Linked DNA regions of Homo sapiens: region 2 is linked to region 1. A link is a loop called in an ENCODE intact Hi-C map of the cell type or tissue named here. Cell type or tissue: GM12878. All regions are shown on one strand. Each heading gives the region's core, and the rest is flanking DNA. Links, peaks and the distances in the headings are about the cores only.

The links. Peaks named below come from ENCODE experiments on the same cell type or tissue, not always from the same donor. Only the 100,000 strongest peaks of a DNase experiment are listed, where the experiment ranks them.
Region 2: it touches region 1 in a loop (2.2-fold over the local background); 1 of 110 quality-filtered maps calls a loop at or near these places.

Annotation. Positions count from the first base shown.
Region 1 is chr13:58,951,077-58,956,346 of GRCh38, reverse strand. No RefSeq gene overlaps it. Among named protein-coding and RNA genes, the nearest start is that of LINC00374, 720 kb to the right of the region's middle. In GM12878, for the core only: no CTCF peak of the experiment used is centred there; a DNase peak (open chromatin) is centred at 2,466; H3K27ac peaks cover 1,017 bases.
Region 2 is chr13:58,544,816-58,550,085 of GRCh38, reverse strand. No RefSeq gene overlaps it. Among named protein-coding and RNA genes, the nearest start is that of LINC00374, 310 kb to the right of the region's middle. In GM12878, for the core only: a CTCF peak has its summit at 2,508; no DNase peak of the experiment used is centred there.

The DNA.
Region 1 (5,270 bases), core at 545-4,544:
CAACTGGATTTAGACTTAGAGGTCATATACTTTATCATCATTGAACCCAGACTGAGACTGAATGGGGATGGTATTAATTATCATATCATGAGTATAAACCAAGGCTGTCCCGTGTAAACCAGATATGTGGCCACTCTACTTAAATGGTTACTTAAATGATTAGCTGACACCAGCTTAATATAGCTTCCTGGCAGAAGTTGAATTTTACATTGTGACTCTTGATTTGAAAGGCATTCAACATTTGAGGAAATGAATCTATAATGGTAATGCGACAATCATTAGTGCTGATATTTTAGAGCAAAGGTCCTCTCATAAATGAACTCTCGAATCACATGTAGGAGACCGCTTACCCAAATGATTCATAATGCTCTCTCTAGGGGCAGGGAAATTCCAGAGTACCCTTTTTCCCTCCAGAAATAATTAGACTTTGTTTAGCCCACTTGCTCTGCTAGTCCCACGTTTCCAGGGTGACACCACAGTGTTTCCTGAGGATTTCTTCTTCACCAGGCTGCAAAACTGATCATCTGGTGAAAAGGTAATTATGAGCTGAACTAGGAACCATGCCGGGATGTGAATGTCTAGTAACCACATAGTGTTTGCATTGTAACTAATGAATACTCCCTTGCCTAATATAACCCAACCTAACTACCCATAAAGCTTTGGGTAATTTTCACTTGACCCTAAACTTTGTGCATTTAGCTGCTTCTCTACCCATTACTGAATGATAACTCAACAAGAGAATAGTGAGCTTGAAGAGGAAAGGTTGTTCTCTCTGCAATATGTCATTTTTCTGCGTGGTGTTTTAATCAGAGAAAGTCATTTGTTTCAGTAAGTTCTCATTTACTTACCTAATTATCAGTTGTCATTTGGAGAAGAGCCAGCCCAAGAAAAAGTACTTCAAATATTTTTCGCCATTTGTCTCTTTTGTTTTTGTTCATAAATTCTCTTGTACAATTTTCGTCAGCATCCACTGTAAGGAAAAAGAAGGATAGTGAGATCACACCACTAAATGAATGGAGCAATTGAATGTGTCTTACTGGGTTGTAGGTTTCAGGAAAGTGTCTTATTTCTGCATCTCCAGCACCTACTGCCATACCTGTAGCATAGGAAAGTGTTCAACCAATATTTACTTCTTTCTGTATTCATATGCTTTGAGATGATTCCAGGTGGATGCAAAGGATGACACTTAAGGCAGCTGGGGAGGATATTTTGAGTGTATCATTCATAGTTAAAATATGCTATGGAGGTTGTTAAAATAATTTAATTTTCCAATAGAAGCTTTAGATATTACGGAGTCTGACTATGAGCATGTTACTAAGTAATAACAGACAATATTCAGTAGAACAGCAGTTTAGAGATTACATTCTCAAACACTCAGTATACATAAGCCTTTCACAATATGTCCTTAGTCAGAGTCCAAGCACCATGGAAACCATCCCTAAATCCAGACAAAGACGGGAAAGGAAAAGACATATATCAACACCATGGCCATTGGACGCATAGGTTCTAACAAGTTTAACATCACTGACCACTTGATGTATAAAAGTGATGGAATTAATATGAAGAGTAATAAGGAGTTTGAGGGAGGTCACTGAGATGACAAAGGAATTCTTTAGCTATATCTGGGTTTTGATAAAACCATATCATTAATATCTTCTGGGAAAATTTGAGATCAATGAGTGCTATGATGCCATCACTGAGGTTTTAGGATCCAAGGTCTTTGTTAAAAATATGGTTACATGCAAAGGTCAGTGAACCTTCCTGATTTCCTGATTATTGTTGCAGTTGATGGTGAACATAAAATTAGTATCTAAAAAAGTGGCTGACCAGAACTCTGTGAAAGTGCCCTCTCTTTTAGTGTTACTATTTACTATTTTTTAATGTATTACATTTACCCCCTCCATATGCGTGGTGAAGAAATGAGAAAATAAATATGAGATAACCATATCTTTAGGGTTTCTTGAGACATTTGACAAGAAGAATATTGGAGCTTCCCCAGAAAATTACAAAGACTGAATAATAATATCAATGCTAAAGGAAGAAAGAAGCATTTTATAGACCACCATGGTTGATGCTGTGGCAGTTTTAAGTTATTTATTTTTAAAAATCAAAACATTTAATAAGTAGGAAAAAGGATCACAATTCTGACACTAAATTGAGACCATTAAAACAAATTTAATATGATTTTTAAAGCACTCATCGAAAATGACATTGATGAAAACAACAAAAAAGGATTGAGTATTGATTGCATGCCTGCTCAGTAGTTTTTGTGTAATGTGTTGAACATTGTTATCTACCTCACAGGGAAAAAGGTATAACATCACACAATCCTCACACAAGAAACATCATCATAAGAGGTTGCTGCCATCCCTGTAGAGTGAGTGTGCTAAGGAGTCACTGATTTAATAGCCTAAAGACTGAATTATCCTCCTGCATCTGAAGCTGCTCTCTGTGGGTTAGGGTTTGTGGTCTGTGGATAAGGTAAGGAACTGGGGAAGAGGAAGGGAAACCACGTACAGCTGTCTGTGTTATAAATGCTGTGATGGCCAAACAGGAAACCTTTGTCTCTAAGGACTTGTAATCTGACACCTGTCAAGAACACTAAATTCTTTTTTAAAAAATAAAATGGGGCTAAATTGACCTCTTGTCTTAGAGGTTCCTAAAGGGAAGAAGAGAATAAAAATATGAAACTGTTAGAATCAATAGCTTAAGTCATTTTGCAGTATCTTGCTGAGTACGAAGACCTAGAGGTTGTTGCATCACCTTTTACTGATATTAAATGATTCCTTGGAGTTATTAAGTGCTAAAAGCCTTAACAGAGATCATTTTGGTTCTTTTGTAAAATAGAGTTTCCATACACTTTTTAAACCGTATTTACGCTTACATTTGTAATAAGTATGCAAAAGTCCAATAAAGACAGCTCACAGCAGAATAGCATTACACACATTTATCAATGAAAACTAAAAAAAGAAACAAGAACATAAGCTTCAGATAATATAACATAATGATTTACAAAAAATGCAAAATATTTTAAGTATTGATTAACTTAACAAACTTTTAACAAAAGCCTTTAAATGTTAAGCTACACTGGTAATCACTGAGAAATATTACGATGAAAAGAAATAAAGAAATAAAGGGACTTAGAGTCAGGTAGAAAAAACAAATAGTAATTAAAGTATGATACAAGAAAATGGAAATTTTAACTCTACTAATGGCCACAAAGGAATGGTAACTGGATCTTGGCTATCATATATAAATGTATATGGGGAATGTCAACCTGATCAGCAAGGTCATGGGAAACATCCCCAAGGAATGACCATGGCGGATGAGGTCTTATTTCAAAGTTGTGGTAAATGAGATGCGGAATTGGAGGATGATAAATGAAGACAATATTGCAAGACACAGTTAATATTACCTGTGAAGTTTTTGAGCTTAAGAATATGTCAGCATTAAACCAAGAAAACTTGATTGAGAGTCCAATTTTTTTGTGTTTTTGCCCACAAAATATATTGTGAGCAATGTTTTTGTTGTAGTTGTTCTACATACTTCAAATTGTTGTAGTTGTTCTACATACTTCAAATAACCATATTTGTACTAATGCTGGAGCTGACAGGATTCATAGGAAAACTGAAGGTAACATTCAGTAAAGACTCAAATGCATGGGACCCTGATCTGGGTTTTGCATGAACTCATGGACTTGTTTAGGCATAGAGTGGAAAGTAAACAGGTATAGGTCTTGATATTTGGAATTTAAAAATAATAAGACATTAAAATGCAATTAACATAGAAAAAATATATATAAAACAGTTCCATTAAATGTTATGTAGAATTATGATTTTAAAAAAGACGACCAGGCTGGGAATAAAAAATATTTTGTAGTTTAGTTACCTAGTTTAATATTGTGAAAGTAGTTTGAAAATCCTCATAAACTGTACAAATGCAAGAATGATAATAAAAATATAAACTGACAACTCTGAAGAAAATTCAAACGGGATCTTTCCTTTGTTCTGTGTTACTTTTATACAATAATGCATCCCCCTACATAGTCAGCTTCCTAAGTCAAAAATATAGCATTATCCTTGATTCTTAATTCTCATTCTATTGATTATAAAATCCTGTCAACCCTACTCTCTTAACAGCTCTAAATTTAATCAAACATCTCCATTAACAATTCCACTCTTTTACTATAGGTTCTCATTATTCCTTTTGTTTCTGTAGTGCCCCACTTCACTTCATTTGTCCTCCCTCAGATTCATTTTCCATTCTGTGACTAGCGTACACTTCAAAAATGATATTCTAATACTTTAACTCCCTTATTATATATTTCGGTGGTTCCTTATCTCTGGGATACAATTCAGTTTCCTTAGTGAGGCCCTAACTTGAACTTTGCCTACCTCTTCAGCTTTGTAGCCATACTTGGAACATGTGGCTCCTATGGTTGCTGGAGGAAGGGATGAGAGAACACGGAGAATGTGTACCTGTCTTTGTCTGTTCAGGACTATAGGAGACAGATAACTTCCCTTCAAATTCAATAGATGAAAATAAATTACATGAACCCTTCTAGATGCAATACTGTGGTCACTAAAACATTTCATTTTGCTACCTCTACAACTACATGACATTTCCAGATATATGAAATGAAATGGTTTGGTAAGGATATGGCATTTTCTCTGGACCAATACCAAAATATTTTAGTTTAAAATAACAAATTAATTCCCAGAAACTGAAACACATATGTTTGCATGAAATTAGCATATTTTCTCCCTGTAAGTAAGCAATCTGTAATATAATATGAAACATTTTTTAGAAGATCTTATTATGATTGAGTAATTTAATAAGAGAAAGTCATATTAGTAAAATATTTACTGGAGACTAAGACAACTTAGTAACTCCAATGGGGATGATTTTCCAATAAGACCAGAGATGTTAAAGTCTCTTAAATAAAATTCTGTTTCCATTGATGAACACTAAGGTCGATTCCATATCTTGGGTATTTTGAAAAATGATGTAGTGAACATGGGAGTGCAGATATCTTTTTGACATACTGATTTCACTTACTTTGAATACATACACAGTAGTAGGACTACTGGATCATATGCTAGTTCTATTTTTAATTTTTTGAGGAACCTCAATAATTGTAATACTAATTTACATTCCTAGAAACACTGTGTGGGAGTTCCCTTTTCTCTACATCCTCACCAACACTTTTCTTCTTTCATCTTTTTGTTAATAGCCATTCTAGCAGGTGTGAAGTGCTATGTCATTGTGGT
Region 2 (5,270 bases), core at 609-4,608, 410 kb after region 1:
ATAAATATATATTGTAGGATACGAACCATTTAAGAAAATACAACAGAATAATGTCCACAACAAGAGGCTAGTTTAGCTGGTGCACTCAGGAAATGTAAACTCTTACCTCTTACCTGAAAGGTGGGAACAGCCATGCAAAGATCTGGTGGAAGAGTTAAAAGCAAGGAAAAAGCAAATGCAATGAACCTGAGACAAAGATGGACTTGCCACACTTAAGGTAGTGACAGAGAATAGTTCTGAGGCTGGGTACAGGAAGGGCTGAGGGATGAATGATGAAGGTGGGGAGAGAGAGAGGCCACAGCAATGTGGAATAAGTAGAAGTAAATGTGATTCCTAACAAGATGTCAGTTCAACTCCACCTTCTGTTAGTTTAAAAGGGACAACTACACTTGCTCCTGTAAAGCACTTTTGTTGAGGCCTATAAACCAATCAGAGCAGTTATTTAGGTTCTATGTGTTGCTTATATGTGGAAAAGACATTCTGATCCTAAATTCTTAGTGGTAAGCAGGGATGGGGGTTGTTCTGAGTGCTGGAAATTGATGACTGTAGTAGCAGGAACATGGTGGTCTAAAGCAAAGCTCTCAGAAGGGTGGTCTGCATGGATGTGAGAAGTCTACTCCTAATACGATATAAAGTACTGGGAAACTGCTGCCTCATTTATGTGCTGAAAATTATGTGCTTGGCTGACAAGTCCTCTTATATGTGTTCTGAAGTTTGCAATAAAATATATCTTACTTTTCATTGCCACCAAAATATGAGTAAACGTTATAGCATACGTTCACTATAAATCAGACATCATTATAAAAGAAACAAGTGAAAAGTTAACTGGATTGAATTTCTGTGCTTTTAAAAAAAGCTGTCTCTTATGTTCATACACACACAAACACACACAGACACACACACACATATATAATATATATAATTTTCCCCCTTAAAATGCTATAACAGTTGAACTAAACACTAAAAGGAGGAAAAAATGTTTTACAAAAAAATAAACTTCATTGATATATAACCTTAGGGGATTTAAAATATTAGGGTCAGATAATAATACATGGATTGTTATTTTTAAGAAGAATCACACTTGGAAGATGATAGTAGATGATGACCAAAAGGAATAAAAGGATTTGTGTGCATGTGTGTGTGTGCACGCGTGTCTGTATGTGTGTGTTTTCAGAGCCACTCCAACAATCCCCAGGTAAGCCCTGTGCTATAGACTCATCTCTGCTGCAACTTCAGAGAGACTTTTTCATCATTAGCTATCCGTTTCTTTTTCTTCCTATTATGATTTCTCACTGCTGCACTGCAGCAATACTGCAAAGAAAAGCTGAAAATGCTCTTAACTCTGGAGCACAGATAAAGGAAAGGCTATCACTTTGCTCCTCATACTCCCTACTCAATCTGCCAATTTGCCGAAGTGGGTTACCAGTTTCATTGCTAATGATGAGATCAGAAGATGCAGTAGCTGCTCTCACTCCAGCAAGCAATAGATATCCCTCGTCAAGGACGCAGTTTTCTTGAATTTTTTCTAAAGGATCAAGCTGTTAGTGCTACTGCTAAATGCCAATATCAGAAAAAATCTTTTAAATACTGTGGGGTGCTTTCCTTCTCCACTCCTCAGAAAGGAGTAGTTTTATCCATCAACAATTAAAAAAATACAGGATAAATGTAGAGGCATTCTCAACAATGCTTGTACCATTGGATACCATGTTTGTAAACATTAAAATATTACTTTACCAAGAAAAGCCAAAGATGTCACAGAACTCCAGAGATATAAAAGGTTTCCTGTGGGAGCTCTGTGCTTTCCTTATAGGAAACCTGAAATTACAGAAGAAAGCAGATCACCCAGAGTGCTTAAACTGGTAGGAAGAGAGAAGTATTCACATTTTTTTATCTGAATAAGCTACAGTAGATTTTTTCCGTAACTTGTCTGAGAAGTCCTCTGAAAACTGCATTTAATTAGGTAAATTATCTCAATCAACAAAGAGTTATTGCAAGTTAAGTAACTGTAATGTAACAGAGACAAAGTGATATCTGCGCATGGAGAATGGCTGTTGAATGTCCAGTGGCAATGTGTCTAGAGCAAGGGAGTCTAGAAGGGGCTTTTCTTTGATCCACTTTTTAGAAGGATAGCCAGGAGAAGAAATGTGTTATACTCTTTTGGTATAATTTTCCTTAACAGAAGCAGAAAAATTCTCAGAGCATCTCCAATCATGGAAATAATATATACATATTGAAATCTTTCTATGCTCCCAGAAGGATTCTGGATGTTAGGGACACAGCAAGAAAAACAGAAACAAAACAACACAGCAGCAACAAACCTCCCTTTGTGGGGCTTTCTTTCATTCCAGGGAGGGAAATAGGGGTACATACATACATAAAATCTGTAGCATGCCAGAAAGTGATAAAGTCTACTAAATGAAAATGCAGCAGTGATGACTGATTTGAGGTTTCAGGAAGAGGAATTGAAAATTTCAATTCGAGTGACCAGAAAAGTCAAGACTGCCATCTAGGAAAGTCATTCTAAGGGGCTGAAGTAATTGCTACAAACAAAAAACCTTCCCTAGAAGTGCTGGTTCAACTCCACTTCCTAGGTTGAAAAAGCAAGAATGAGGATGGATAACAGGAAGAGTCAGTCACTCTTGCTCAGTGGAAATGGTAGGACAGGATCAGAAGGGAATGTTTTTGGCTGAATTCTGTCAGTAAGGGGAAGACACACCCATCTTGGGATTTGGGTGACTTTCCTTGAGGGTTGCACACACACAAATGCATAAAGTGAAGGCACTCACTTTCATCTGAAAATGTAGTCTTGAAAGCTGAAAAAAAAAAAACAGTGAAAGAAGGGCTAAACTAGCTCAAAGAAAAGGACAGGTAATGGAGTGGCTGACTCTCAGCTACAGACTGAATTTTTTCAGGATTTCAGTCAGGAGCAGGAGTGAAAGAAAAAAATTCCAGTTGAATCAGACTGGATTCTTATCAGCTAAGTTTTAAAATCAAGCAGCGCAACACGTATTTGCTAACAAAAGAGTGAAAATTGAACTACTGACTTTACATATTTGTGAAAATACTTTGCAGGAATGATTTGACTAAATTGTTCATTTTTTTGGTGATATCCACGAATTGCATTTATCACAAATATTTGCCATTTTTTAAATGTAATAATTCCATTCTTTCCAAACATGTGAGAGATGTTAGTGGCTGTTTTTGTGTGCCATCAAATCCTGAAAAACAAACAAATGGAAAAACCCTAAATCAATATTAAAAATTTACTTGTGCCTGCTTCAGGAGCCTACAGAATTTCAAACTCCATTACAGTGTAAGTACACTTAATTTAAAAAGTAATTAGAACTTATTAGGTGAGGAGAAGGCAAGAACATTTTTGGATAAGAATTTCTGCTACAATGGCAAAAAGATCTGTACTTAAAATGGCAAGTATATAACATAACCAAGGATACGGCTTAAGGACTTAGCTATAAGGTATACACAGTACACTTTTCTTCTGGTGCTACTTCATGGCCACAAAAATTAATCAAGAAGCTTTTGTCAAAGATGCTACTTGAACTCAGCTGTAAAATCTTTCAAGATAGTCTTCAGTAGCAACATATGACTTGGAACATTGGTGAACTTCTATAACTTTTTTTAACACTTTATTTAAACATTATTATTATTTTTATTTATTTATTTATTTTGAGATGGAGTTTCTCTCTTGTTGCCCAGGCTGGAGAGCAATGGCATGATCCTGGTTCACTGCAAACTCCACCCACCCCCATCACCACCATTCAAGCGATTCTCCTGCCTCAGCCACCTGAGTAGCTGGGATTACAGGCATGCGTCACCATACCCGGCTAATTTTGTATTTTTAGTAGAGACGGGGTTTCTCCCTGTTGGTAAGGTTGGTCTCGAACTCCTAACCTCAGGTGATCCACCCGCCTTGGCCTCCCAAAGTCCTGGGATTACAGGCATGAGCCACTGCACCTGGCCTATTTAAACATTATTTTTAGTCATATCTATAACCAAAGATAAAAATTGCTTGGTCCCTTGTTTGATTGTATAATAGAGAACTTAATTCTTTTGTTTAGCTTGGGAAGGAAAATATAATAGAACAATCCTGGAGGTAGAAACTTACCTTTGACAACCATTTTGTATATTTGTTTTTTCTGGTTATAATTAGATAAGCAAACTTAATTTATATGAAGTTCTCACATGAGGAAAGAAACCGGCTTTCATTTTGTCATGTGACACAGCACAGCTTGAGTTTCTATTAAAAGGATTCAAAATGACAAAAAGAAAAATGCAACAAAAGGATAAACATAAAAATAAATACAAACATGATTATTAAATTATCACTAGACATCCTCAAAATTTCTGCTGTATTTTTCAGAAGAGTGAGACCTCTTCGGCCTGTAAATACACTCAATGTACACTGGCATTTGCATTCAACAGCAATTAATTGAGCATCTTGTTCTTCCTTAGAACCACACTCATCTTATTACTTTGTTCAACATAGAATGGACACCTAATGCTAGTAGCTGCATACACAGTGTTGATGAAACTTATTTCCTCTTCAATGGAAAAAAACATAACATAAAACAGTTTTAATAGAACTTGAAAATGTAGTTTTTCTAAGCATGGAAAAATAAAATGGGGATACAGTGGAGGTAGGAACTATATGTTTAAGTCATGGGAGATGAGGTAGGGGATGATGCAATAGAGAAATATCCCACGATATTATACAAAAAATATGCTGCCATACTATAATCGCCCACACTCTGTCTAGCAAAATGAGACAAAATTCCCACAAGAGTAGGGACCTTGTCTAGTTTATTTATCATAGTATAAACATAGCCTAGCAATGTCCCTAGCACATAGGATATAGTCAATAAGTGTTTATTGAATCATTCTACTTATTAAATGGAAACAATTATATACTAGATATATGCTTGGGAATATACATATTACAAATTTGATTATAGATTATAAAAAATCATCACCTTGTGAAGATAACATTACATGTTCAATTTTTTATTTTTAATTTTTGTGTGTACATAGTAGGCGTATATATTTATGAGGTGCATGAGATGTAATATTACATTTTTATTTTCATATATGATAAGTAGGTACATAAGTTGAACAAATGGAAGAGGTGTAGACTTATGAGACTGTAGACTAATTATTCCTAGCTCTTGTTTGAACATAGGAATGAAGGGAGCAATGATAATACAAAGCAGCACATTAGTGTGGAGCAGGACACTGTGCACCAGTTACTAATGCCA